2 separate regions of the Homo sapiens genome follow, and region 1 is linked to region 2. The links are chromatin contacts, found by Hi-C or POLR2A ChIA-PET in ENCODE. All regions are on one chromosome and are shown on one strand. The core of a region is the stretch at or near the end of the contact, and the rest is flanking DNA. Distances in the headings are between cores, read along the strand shown.

Evidence for each region. A loop is a pair of places that touch in the nucleus more often than their neighbours do. ChIA-PET counts read pairs that join two places held with the same protein, here RNA polymerase II (POLR2A). Pooled maps may share reads with other maps.
Region 1: a pooled map shows a loop between it and region 2 (2.0-fold over the local background). The contact joins two enhancer-like sites. A Hi-C loop is called at or near these places in 1 of 168 maps with a recorded cell type or tissue (PC-9), 3 of 37 single-sample maps with no recorded cell type and 2 of 50 pooled maps. POLR2A ChIA-PET finds 5 or more read pairs at or near these places in 4 of 52 experiments (MCF 10A, OCI-LY7, PC-9 and 1 more).

The regions. Positions count from the first base shown.
Region 1 is chr2:39,526,135-39,532,230 of GRCh38, forward strand. The region is part of intron 5 of MAP4K3-DT (MAP4K3 divergent transcript); the gene reads left to right. Among named protein-coding and RNA genes, the nearest start is that of MAP4K3-DT, 92 kb to the left of the region's middle. RefSeq lists an enhancer at 1,176-1,235. Within about 2 kb of position 4,342, at least 2 of the 41 ENCODE cell types and tissues checked have a DNase peak (open chromatin) inside an H3K27ac peak, as active enhancers do.
Region 2 is chr2:39,475,180-39,482,139 of GRCh38, forward strand. The region is part of intron 3 of MAP4K3-DT (MAP4K3 divergent transcript); the gene reads left to right. Among named protein-coding and RNA genes, the nearest start is that of MAP4K3-DT, 41 kb to the left of the region's middle. Within about 2 kb of position 1,497, at least 4 of the 41 ENCODE cell types and tissues checked have a DNase peak (open chromatin) inside an H3K27ac peak, as active enhancers do.

The DNA of each region.
Region 1 (6,096 bases), core at 3,092-5,591, 54 kb after region 2:
GCTCGACAAACAGCTTGTGCCAGGGTCACTCACCTTCCTTCACATCTCAGCAGTGGTCAACACTGTTGACTGTCCCTCCTCCTCGAAACACTGTATTTTTTTGTCTTCAGTGACGCAAGGCTCTTTTGTTTACCTTCATCTTCTCTGACTGCTCATTTTCTATCTCTTTTGCAGTCTTATCCTATGCTCCCCGGGTCAATACATATTAAAATACTCAAGGCCCAGTCCTAGATAGTCTTGTCTTTTTTTGTTTGTTTGTTTTGATATGGAGTCTGGCTCTGTCACCCAGGCTGGAGTGCAGGCTCACTGCAATCTCTGCCTCCTGGGTTCAAGCGATTCTCCTGCCTCATCCTCCTGAGTAGCTGGGATTACAGGTGCATGCCACCACGCCTGGCTAATTTTTATATTTTTAGTAGAGATGGGGTTTCACCATGTTGGCTAGGCTGTTCTCAAACTCCTGACCTCAAGTGATCTGCCCACCTCAGCCTCCCAAAGTGCTGGGATTATAGGTGTGAGCCACTGCACTTGGCCGTCTTCTTTTCTTATTCTATACTTCGTTCATGGCAAAAATGTTTCTCCAGCCCAGGTCTCTTCTTTGAGCTTTAGATCCATGTATCCAATTTCCTACCTAATACTTTCATCTGGAAGTTTCACATGCATCTAAAACACAACATAGCCAAAACCAAACTCTTGATTAATCCAAAACCTTTTGCTGTTCCCTATGTCACCCGCATTGTTAAGCAGGCCAGAACTTGGAGTCACCATGACCTTTCCCTCTGCCTTACCCTTCACATTCAATTTTGCTTCCTAAACCTCTTTGAATCTGTACTTTTTTCCCTACTTCCACTCCCACTATCCTAGTCTAAGCTACCTTCACCTCTTCCTGGATAACCTTAAAAGCCTCTTTATTGGTCTATCTGCCACTGTTTTGACCTCCACCTCCCACAATGTATGCTGAGTGAGTTCTTCATCTGATTTTCATGTCTTCCCTGAGATGTTTAAAATGTTTGCATGCCCTCCCATGATTTTAGGATGCAACATTCCTTAACATGACCATAGGCCCTGTACCTAGCCAGCTTTAGATCAAACCATGCTCTGCTTTGCTCTCTTTACTCCAACCACTGTGGCCTTCTTTCACTTCTTTTTTTTTTTTTTTTGAGATGGAGTCTCGCTCTGTCACCCAGGCTGGAGTGCAGTGGTGCGATCTCTGCTCACTGCAAGCTCCGCCTCCCGGGTTCACGCCATTCTCCCGCCTCAGCCTCTGCAGTAACTGGGACTACAGGCGCCTGCCACCACGCCCAGCTAATTTTTTGTATTTTTAGTAGAGACAGGGTTTCACTGTGTTAACCAGGATGGTCTCAATCTCCTGACCTTGTGATCCACCTGCCTCAGCCTCCCAAAGTGCTGGGATTACAGGCGTGAGCCACCGCGCTCGGCCTCTTTCAGTTCTTTTTACCTGCCACGCTTCCTCTCACCAACTGCTCTTTGTCCAGAATGCACTTACTTCTGTAAGTTTCACCCTTTCTTCAAATCTCAGCTCAGTTATGGCTTCCTCAGGGCTGTCTTTCTTGACCTCTCTGACCAGGGCAACTCTCTACCATATGGCCCTGGGTACTTCTCCTTCAGGTGCTGATCACAACTGTCATTTTATGTTTCTTGGTGTCATTTTTTGGTTGAAATATATTTCCCACTGAATATGACTCCATTAGGGCAGGAACTGTGCCTGGTTTCCGGGGCTTAGAACCAGTACAGTGCCTAGTGCATAGTAAGTGCTCAGTAAATGCATTTGTTGAATGAATGAACAAATAAATACATCAATAAGTACAGACGTTTGTTTTCTGTATTCCTTTGGCTCCTTCTTCTTCTTCTTCACCCTACCCTTTGTCCAGGCCTTGGGACTTCAAATCATGGATTTTTTTTTTTTTCTTGAGTCAGAGTCTTTCTCTATCGCCCAGGCTGGAGTGCAGTGGTGCGATCTCAGCTCACTGCGACCTCCGCCTCCCAGGTTCAAGCGATTCTCCTGCCTCAGCCTCCCGAGTAGCTGGGACTACAGGCACCCGCCACCATGCCCGGCTAATTTTTTGTATTTTTAGTAGAGATGGGGTTTCACCATGTTAGCCAGGATGGTCTTGATCTCCTGACCTCGTAATCTGCCCGCCTTAGCCTCCCAAAGTGCTGGGATTACAGGCGTGAGCCACCGCACCTGGCCAAATCATGGATTTGGTTTATATGTCCAGTGCCACCACTGGGCCTGCTTCCTATTCTGGGTAATGAAATGTATGAGATGCTGAGTAGCTTTTGGACACTTCCTTTGTAATATATTTTGCTCTCCTGCAATAATTTTGTTATTATCAGGGTTCTATTCAGGAGTACAGGCTTAGGTAATAAGACAGTGCCACCTGAGGAAGGGTGCTCCTTGACTTAGAACAATAAGATAATGAAATTGGAGGTAACTTTTGGTAATCATTTAGTCTAGTTTCTCAAGCAAGGCAGAGATTCTTTATGTACCACTTCTGACAGATGATAATAATGTTTATTGAGCATAGTCCAGTTATTGTCTTAAGGATATTGATACAGATGAATCCTTTTAATCCTTAGCGACCATATGGACAAATACAGTTACTATCATGCCCTTTTTATAGCTGACGAAATAGTGGAATGCCTCATCTAAGACCATGCCTCGTCTAAGTCAGTAGCATAGCCAAGGTGCAAGCCCAGGCAGTTTGGCAGAGCCAGAGATTTTCACTGCTATGCTATGCTATGCTGTGCTGTGCTGTGCTGTGCTGTGCTGTGCTGTGCTGTGCTGTGCTGTGCTGTGCTATGCTATGCTATGCTATGCTATGCTATGCTATGCTATGATATGCCACTTCTGTAGTTAGCCAACGGTTATGTAAACACTTCCAGGGATGGGAACCCACTCGATGGTGAGCTGAGTACTTAGGCTAAAATTGTCTCCTATAACTTCAAGCCGTTTTCCCTAGTTTCAGCCTCTAAAACTATATGAAATAGCCTGCTCCAATGTCCATAGGACAGTTATTAAAATAGGACAGTTATTAAAATACTTTCAAATTCTAAGAGTAGTTTTTCTGTTCATAAAAATAACATATGTGAAAATTTGGAAAATCCAGAAAAGTATAAAGAAGATAAGAACCCTTGATAAACTGGGAGAAAATAAGTATTAACTGCCAAGAGTCTATTAGCTTTTTGTTATAATTTTTAACATTCATATTTCATTAATGGCCCATATAAAATCTGTGGCCTACCAAAACACCTAGTTCTCTGTCAGATGACCTTCCATCAAGCCAGATTTTGTCTCTATATAAAATTCTCTCTCTCTGTCTTTTTGTTTGAGACAGAGTCTTACAGGCTGAGTGGTCTTTAAATCATGGATTTGGTTTATACATCCTGATACAAAGACAGAGTCTTATAGACAGGGTCTTACAGTCTTACAGGCTGGAGTGCAGTGGTGCAATCTTGGCTCACTGCAACCTTCATCCCCCAGGTTCATGCAATTCTCCTGCCTCCTGAGTAACTGGGACTACAGGCGTGCACCACTATGCCTGGCTAATTTTTGTATTTTTAATAGAGATGGGGTTTTGCAATGTTGGCCAGGCTGGTCTCGAACTCTTTGCCTCAAGTGATCTGCCTTCCTCGGCCTCCCAAAGTGCTGGATTTACAGGTGTGCACCACTGTGACCAACCATAAAATTCTTAATGTAAAATTTTACACTTATCCCTTTTAAATTATATTTATTTGTTTGTTTTGATTCTTCTGTCTTACTGAAAACTTTTCTAATCCAGATTCTGCTTTCTAATGTTAGCCTTCCAGCTTCCAAGATACTATGTGATCTTGATAACAGGGCTTTTCAAACCTTTCCCCCAGGCATTGCTAAAATGCTAAGCCCTGTGACACATACTAGGAACCTCCCTGTAGGTTCACATGGGTCTATTCGTCAGCCATTAATTTGGCCACTGAAGAAAATACAAATCTGTATAACTGCATTTTCACTGAGCACATATATATTTTTTTCACCTTTTCTATGATGATTTCATGACTTAATGAAATATGTCACCAAAATTGGGTATGTTTCATCTATGGAATTTCTCAACTTTACTGGTATAGTAAGTCTTTTTAAAAATAGGATATCGTTTTCTTAGTTAGCTTACACTAACTCTGAATAATCACTTCTTAATTTCTAAGTGTTCACAAATCATTATCTAAATATTAATACTTCATTCTAGAACTTTCCTGGAAATCATACCAATCTGTTACTTCAACTCTTCACTGCAGTTGAAATAGCTATGTGCAGACATACTGGCCCTGACTCACATTTAATGGGGCTGAAGAAATGATCCCGTGGGTATTCTTTCTCCTTCAGGAGATCAGCTTCCTGTCAACATACAGGAAACTGAAAAGCTGCAGTCTAATAATATAGCCACTGACAGGAAGATTGTTGTTTAGATTGCCTTTCCAGATTTCTCAATTGAATAATGCTGGTGAAGGATGACTGCTTATTTTATTTATGACTTTGGATCAACTACAAGGATATCTGACTTTACATAGTAGATGTGCTGCTTCAATGATGCATATAAACCACTTTTTTTGTAAGTCAAATTCCACCTAAAATGTACTAATCTGGGAGTTTACTTTTAAGGCCATCTTGTGGTGAGACATTTTATAAAGTGAAGAATTCTTTACTGATTTATCTGTTTGCTTGGATTTTAAAGATCAGGGTTGCTTAAAGCAAGGTGAAATTATACTATTTCTTTATTTTTAGAAAAAGTAGGCTAGCATTATCTTTTGTGAATGTCACCTTGAGCAAACAGGACTGGGAAGATCTTGGCCAGGCAGCCTGCAAATGAGTAAAAACCAGAGCCTCCACGCTAAGCCACATTCTCACCTCGCAATTCTCTGATGCACTCCTGCCGATGAAGGACTGCTTCCGTGATTGATATTTTTTCATTTTTCAATATCCTCAATCAATAGCTGAAAAAGAATTCTATTTACTCATCTTCTCTGAGAGTCCTCCTCTCACTCAGCTGTCAGAGGCAGGGCAGGTGGCTCCCTGGTGAGGCTTCAGTTATACTTTATGTGTTCTTCCCTTCCTTGGATTGGAGCTGTGTGAAGGCCAGAACCTCAGCTTGTTCACCTCTGTATCTCCATTAAACTAGCCCGAGCCTTCTGTGAAATGGGTTCTCACTACACATTCATAGACTCAATGCTGACTCCCAAACTTGAGCTGGAACCAACTGCAGGTGATATGATGGGCTCACTCCATCTCCACCAAGGGGACTGCAACAGTGTGGAGTGTGTGTGTCTTAGTCTGTTGGTGCTGCTATAACAAAATACCATAGACTGGATGGCTTATAAACAACTGAAACTTATCTGTCACAGTTCTGGAGGCTGGGAAGTCCAAGCCCTTCCTTGGTGCCAGGAGAGTCGGTGTCTGGTGAGGGTTCACCTTTGGTTCATAGATGGCGCTTTTTCACTGTGTCCTCACATGGTGGAAGGGGGATGGCAGCTCTCTCAGGCCTCTTTTCTTTTTTTTTTTGCTTTTTTGAGACGGAGTCTCACTCTGTCACCAGGCTGGAGTGCAGTGGCGCCATCTCAGCTCACTGCAACCTCCGCCTCCCGGGTTCAAGCGATTCTCCTGCCTCAGCCTCCCGAGTAGCTGGGATTATAGGTGCCCACCACCACGCCCAACTAATTTTTTTGTATTTTTAGTAGAGACAGGGTTTCACCATGTTGGCCAGGATGGTCTCGATCTCTTGACCTCTTGATCTGCCCGCCTGAGCCTCCCAGAATGTTGGGATTGTAGGTGTGAGCCACCGCGCCCAGCCTCAGGCCTCATTTCTAAGAAGACTACTCCCATTCATAAAGGCTGCCCTCATGATCTAATTATCATGAAAATGCCTCACCTCCAAATACTATCACATTGGTGATTACATCTTAACATATGAATTTTCGGAGGACACAAACATTCAGATCATAGCAGATTGGTTTTCTGGTTCCTAAGATTCCCCTCCCCCCAGAACTTCCACAACATTCTTTGACTCTGAGGCTCACTGGCCCTTAACGAAGATTTCCTTTGAGCTA
Region 2 (6,960 bases), core at 247-2,746:
CTGCCTACCGTATATGTCTCTTAACTCTGCGGGTGCAATATTTTGTCATGGGTCAGTTTAGCAATATTGTACTATTTCCCAATTTTCTAAGTGTGTTCATTTCAGAGTTTATCCTATTCATTGTTCTTTCTTTCTTTTAAAAATTTCTATGACTGAGCTGGACATGGTAGCTCACACCTGTAATCCTAGCACTTTGGGAGGCTGAGGAGAGTGGATCACCTGAGGTCAGGAGTTCCAAACCAGCCTGGCCAACATAGTGAAACCCTGTGTCTACTAAAAATACAAAAAATTAGCTGGCCATGGTGGCAGGCGCCTGTAATCCCGGCTACTAGGGAGGCTGAGGCAGGAGAATCTCTTGAATCCATGAGGCGGAGGTTGCGGTGAGCCAAGATCATGCCATTGCACTCCAGCCTGGGCACCAAGAGTGAAACTCTGTCTCAAAACAAAAAAAAACTTTTCTATGACTGTATTTTTAATTCTCAGGATTTTAATTTGTTATTCTTCATAATCATAGCTATTTTATTTCTGACGGTTCGTGCTTCATAATTTTTATGAATGTTATTCCTCTGCTTAATTCCTTTGAAAGTCTTGAACAAATTCTTTTTAAAGAAGTAATTTTCAGATACTCTAGTATTTTGTTTTTACCTGGTGTGAATGCTTCTCCATGTTGTGGTTTCTATTTTTGGCAGTCTTTCTTATTTCTCTCCCTCTCTCCTTTTCTCTGTTCCTTCTTCTCTTCCTTCATTCCTTCCTTCCTGTCCCCCTAGGCTTAACCTTCCTGGTCTCATAGTTTTGCCGTTACCTACTTTCTGGGCCTCCCAGGCCTAGACCTCGGTTTTATCCTATAGTATTGTAGATCCAGTTCCTTCTCTAGGGTCAAATTCCGTCTTTAAGACTATGCCTGGTTCTTCCATGTCCCTAGGTATACAGATGTTTACAAGCCTGTAGCCCTAGGCAATTCCTTTCAAGGGGGTAGCCTTATCCCAGCCCTTGATTTCATGTGAGTCTTCTGCCTCACATGGGTTATTTAGTTCTTAGTACCCTGTATGAGTCTTGCCCCTGGATGCCTCTGTTTGCTGTTGGCAGAATTGAGCTGGTCTACATCTTCAGGCTACTTACCATATTGTTTCTGTTCCATTTCTGGGCTATGGAGATGTTTTTAAGTGTGAAAATGCCTTACATTTTTCCCATTTTATATTAAATCTATTATCACTATCATTTTGGATTGGCGTGGTCCTCAAAGCCCCATCTTGACTAGAAATCAACTAGCATTTGCTTCTCTGCAGTTCGTAATCTAGCTTCCTCTCTCACCTTTCTCTTGGCAATTGCCCTCTCTGAAGTCACTGCTGTTGTTTCCGAGTCACTGAATGAAACCGTTTTTCCTTCAGCCCCCATTTTCCTTCACTCCTCTGCAGCATCCAGCAGTGTTGACTGCTCTTCCTTTTACCTCTCTCCTGTTGGCTGTTAGGATGCTCTGCTGTCCCGGATCACTACCTCTTCTGATGCTTCCAGTTTTTAAACTGCTTTCACTTTTTCTTCCCCTTTTGTAACTGTGGATGTCCCACAAGGCCAAGTCCTTGGTGCTCTGGTTTTACCCTCTATTTCAGCTAATTTTGCTTATTCTCATCTTTGGTCATTGCTAAGTCCCTATCTGTTCACCAGGGCTTCCCCCTCCCCTGAGTTCTAAGCTACAGATCTGCTTGTGACACGTTCCACTTGATGCCCTGCTGTTCCATCAAATTTCCTCCCCTTTAATCCTCCCAAATGCCATTACAGATATCATTATTCTTAGATGGAGTCTTGCTCCGTTGCCCAGGCTGGAGTATAGTGGTGTGATCTCGGCTCACTGCAACCTTCACCTCCTGTGTTCAAGTGATTCTCCTGCTTCAGCCTCCTGAGTAGCTGGGATTACAGGCATGCACCACCACACCAGAGTAATTTTTGTATTTTTTGTGGAGATGGGGTTTCACCATGTTGGCCAGGCTGGTCTCAAACTCCTGACCTCAAGTGATCCTCCCACCTCAGCCTCCCAAAGTGCTGTGATTACAGAAGTGAGCCACCATGCCCAGCCTGTTATAGATATCATCTTTCCCTTAGTTTCTAAGGCTCAGAATCATACCCTTCCTTGATTCCTCATATTTTCTCCAGAGTCAGTTAATTATACATCCTATCCATCCTCTTTCCTGTCATTTCCTCTTTTTGCCATTGCACGGCTCACACACCTGCTATGGTCCCTTGTTATTTCTTCTTTTGGACCATTTTGGTATTCTTCCAGAGAAGCAGGACAGTTAAATGTGGCAATATTTGGACTCATTTGTGTTCAAAATTTGTGATATGGATTCTTCCCACATCCCCTGCCCCAATAACAAAACTTACCTTATAAATATTCACAGCTTTCTTTGCTGCCCTCTCTCTGACACCAAGGAGGAAGAATTCTCTGATGAATGAGCAAAGTTTAAAGACTTTGTGTTTATGTGTTCTGGGTAATGGATTTACTTTAGAAGAGCAAGAAACTGTTCAAAAGAAAAGAATTTAATTGAGCTGAAACCTAAAGGATGAGTAGGGACTCTCAGGACAACCCAGGGAAGGATGGAGTTGTATTCCAGATAGAGGGGTGGTATGGTTTGGAACTGTGTCCCCACCAAATCTCATGTCGAATTGTAATCCCCAGTGTTGGCGGTGGAGCCTGGCAGGAAGTGACAAGATCATGGGGACGTATTTCTCATGAATGGTTTAGCACTATCGTGTTGGTGCTGTTCTTATGATAGTGAGTTCTTGCAAGATCTGGTTGTTTCAAAGTACGTGGCACTTCCCCCCTTCGCTCTCTCTCTTGCCGTCACTCTAGTCATGTGAGATGTGTGCTTCTCCTTCACCTTCCACCATGACTGTAAGTTTCCTGAGGCCTCCCCAGAAACCAAGAAGATGACAGCATCATGCTTCCTGTATAGCACAAAGAACTGCGAGCTAGTTAAACCTCTTTTCTTTTTAAATTACCCTGTCTCAGGTATTTATAGCAATGTGAGAATGGACTAATACAAGGGGGAAGCACAAGCAAAGACAGAAGGAAAATACAACAGGGTGTCTGTGAGTGTGTGTGCACATTTGTGTGTGCATGTGGCGGGGTCTACAAAGAGTCACTGTGAACCAGGGAGTGGGGAGTGCTGAGAATGGACAGAAAAGATTCATGTGCCCAGTTGAGAAATATAATTTGAGGAGTCACAGAAGTATTGTTAAGTGAGAGTTGAGATCGCATGGCCACGTTCGTCGCCAGGTTTCTAACTTTGGATGGCATCTTTCACCACGCAGGACTCAATGGGGAGGAAGCAGGGGTATGGGTTGAGGATTCTGATGAGACTGTCACTACTACTCTTTCTTGCTTCATTAGTGTTGTTTGTGACACCCAGAAGAGCTGAAGGGGGCATCTTTGTGGGGAAGGAGTAGAAGGGTAGCCCTCAGAAAGGGGGTTCCTGGGATAGTCAGAATGTGTTTACCAGGAAGAGAGGCAGAATTAAGGGGCTGGCAACATAGCTGGGAAGTTGACTGCATGGGTTGTCATATCTAAAAGAGATTTCAAAGATGGAAACAGGAGCATGGGCGAAGTTGAGATCTCAGCCCCCTCATTTTACTGTTCCCCTACTTGTGAAATTCATTTTAGTTCTTCAGGGCCCATCTGAAATGCCAGCTTCTCTCTGAAGGTTTTCCTTTAGACCTTGGCTGGAAGATATCTCTTTCTCTTTGGAAACTCTATAACTTGTGGTTTGCAAGTATTTTATGGCTTTGTATTCCCCCTTATGTGTAAGATCCTTGAAGATTGTTTTGCATATCTTTGTATCTCCTCCACCACCTGAGACTCTCTGCTGTGTGTAGGATCTCTGCTGAAGAAATCATAATGGAACTGAATCTGTACTTTCACAGGAAAAGTACATGCTACAGGATTTAATAAATATGAATCTTACATAAGGAAATAGCTCAAGGAATTTGAATATTTCAAAGCTCTATCCATATAAAGCCTGAATAATTCATGCAAATATTTGAAGAAAAGAACAAAAGCTTATCTAATATTTCAGTACACTGCTCTTTATTTTGGTCCATAAAAGGAGATCTTGTGCTTAGTTTTGGTGGTAAACTCAGCTTTAGCAGCTTTGAAATGCAGATTAGATCAATTACATCACAATTATATTTGAAAATTGAAAAACAGCATTATCCAAAAGTCAAATTCCAAATTTATGCCTTTTCAAAGGAAGTGTCATTTGGAAAGAAACTGATTCACACCATGAAATATGTGGCATTTCTTTTGGTTTCCAGTCTCTTCTATAGTAGTAGAAGGCTCATGTGATATGCAGACATGTGCTTAATCAAATTTAGCTTTCCTTTTCAAGTTAAGAAAATGTATATGAAGTATTTCTGAGATAAAAAGAGGCACAGTCTTTTTTTTTTTTTTTTTAGCACAAACATCTCCTATGCTGCTGCATTTGTCTTAATTCCTTATTTGAAAATTTGGCTTTGTTTATGTAATGTACAAATTCCTATTCACTTAAAACAGGACCAGAATAGCCTGGAACCCTATAGAGCTAAATGATATTTTAGAGTGCTGATCCTCATTTTCTCTTCGGTAAAGAACACAACACGATTATTTGTATTTATCTTGTCGTACACACACTCAGGATTACTCACTGAGGAATGGGGCTCAAGTTTGGTTGCAAGACTTCCATTTACTAGGCTGTGTGATGTTGAGCAAGTCACTTAATCTCTGAGGTAAAATGAGGGGCCTGTTGCCTAAAATTCCGTGCTTCTGTAATTTAAGTATAATTGACCCAGATGTTTGATGATTACTTTGAAAATTGAAAAAAGATGCTAGTGGCCATAAGAAATTTGTACCACTGTGCCCCGAGTAGTGCTTCTGAAATAGTAACACAGGGAGAAGGTTGGGAGGCCCCTTCTTTGTCATTTACATAGGGTTTGTTTGTCTGAAGTAGCAGATGCCAAGTGTTAGGGGTCCAAAGATGCTACCAGAATTAGAGGAGATGGAGAAAAGGCTAACGGAATTTTCTTAATTCGAAAAAAAAAAAAAAGGCCAGGCGCGGTGGCTTACGCCTGTAATCCCAGCACTCTGGAAGGCTGAGGCGGGAGGATCACCTGAAGTCAGAAGTTCAAGACCAGCCTGGCCATGGTGAAACCCCGTCTCTACTAAAAATGCATAAAATTAGCCGGGCATGGTGGTGCGCGCCTGTAATCCCAGCTACTGGGGAGGCTGAGGCAGGAGAATCGCTTGAACCTGGGAGGTGGAGGTTGCAGTGAGCCGAGATGGCTCCATTGCACTCCAGCCTCGGCAACAAGAGGGAAACTCCATCTCAAAAAAAACAAAAAACAACAACAATAAAAAACCCAAAGCAAAACAGAAATGAGTTTCTAATTGTATTGCAAATTACTTGCAGGACTGAAAATGATTGAACTGTCACACATTTCTACATTAATAAGCACTATCCAAAAGAATCAGTTACAACAGAGTAATTTACCAAGATTAATCTTTAAAAAGAATCTCATTTTTAAGAGCTCATTTTCAGGGTTGTAGATATATATATATATATATATATATATATATATTTTTTTTTTTTTTTAAACGAGGTTTCGCTCTTGTTGTTCAGGCTGGAGTGCAATGGTGCGAACTCGGCTCACCGCAACCTCTGCTTCCCGGGTTCAAGCGATTATCCTGCCTCAGCCTCCGAAGTAGCTGGGATTACAGGCACACACCACATTGCCCGGCTAATTTTGTATTTTTAGTAGATGGGGTTTCTCCATGTTGGTCAGGCTGGTCTCACACTCCCGACCTCAGGTGATCTGCTCGCCTTGGCCTCCCAAAGTGCCGAGATTACAGGCTTCAGCCACCGGCGCCTGGCTGGTTATAGCTTTTTAAAACAATTTGCTTATTGTTTCTTAGTTTGTAGAAAGTTTCTCTTGGAGATTTGTGAAGGAAATACATGTGATCGCTTTTGTGATGTGTTCAGATGGAAAGAAAATCTAACTTTCATAAGAAAAATTGTATCACACTAGATGCAGGAAAAAAATAGATATTCGAAGAACCACATACCAGATGCAGATGAAATGTAATGTATAAAGACTATTTTTATAATGATTTTTTAAATTTAGATTTTTACAATATGGATTTTAAAATTTTATTTCACTTTTAATTGACTAATTTTATACATTTATAAGGTACAATATGTTGTTTCAATACATGTATACATTGCAAAATGATCAAATCAGGCTAATTAACATATCTATCACCTTACATTCTTATTATTTCTTTGTAGTGAGAATATCTAAAATTGAAATACAGTCCTTTTTATTGTAACTGAGAGAAACAAGAGCAATGTATATGTGGTAGAATTTAAAAGTCATATGTGTATATTTATATATGTACATCTACGTACAATTGCCTGTGTACATATAATTATCTGCTATATATTATGCATATGTAATACATATGCACCTGTGTAAGTTGGAATTCTTATCTATTCTATAGAAAGAAAAGTTCTACATTGAAATATAGCCAACATCCAGTTAACTCTGAAAAAAAATCACATCATTGCTTGGCTTTTTCTGTTGTTACTTCCTGTTGGCCTAGTGGCAATGATTCATTATAATGCAATGTAATTCAATATCACATGGTGAATTTAAATGGCTGTATAGGAAATCTGTAACACTGTTCTTGCTTAAAAATGTAAAACTTCAATAGAAGGCGGTTCATCAGAGAATTTGGTAACACCAAATAGTAAACGCTTTGATTTCAGTAATACTAAGACCCTGATAGAATTAAAATGTGACTGAATTTTACTTCTTAGTAATTATTTTATAGCTAATATGTAAAAAAAAAAAAACCACCCTTTTCATCAGTTCATTGTCTTTCTGAAAGTAGGCTGCTTCCATTATATGTACTGAAATATATTTTCCTAAATGTTA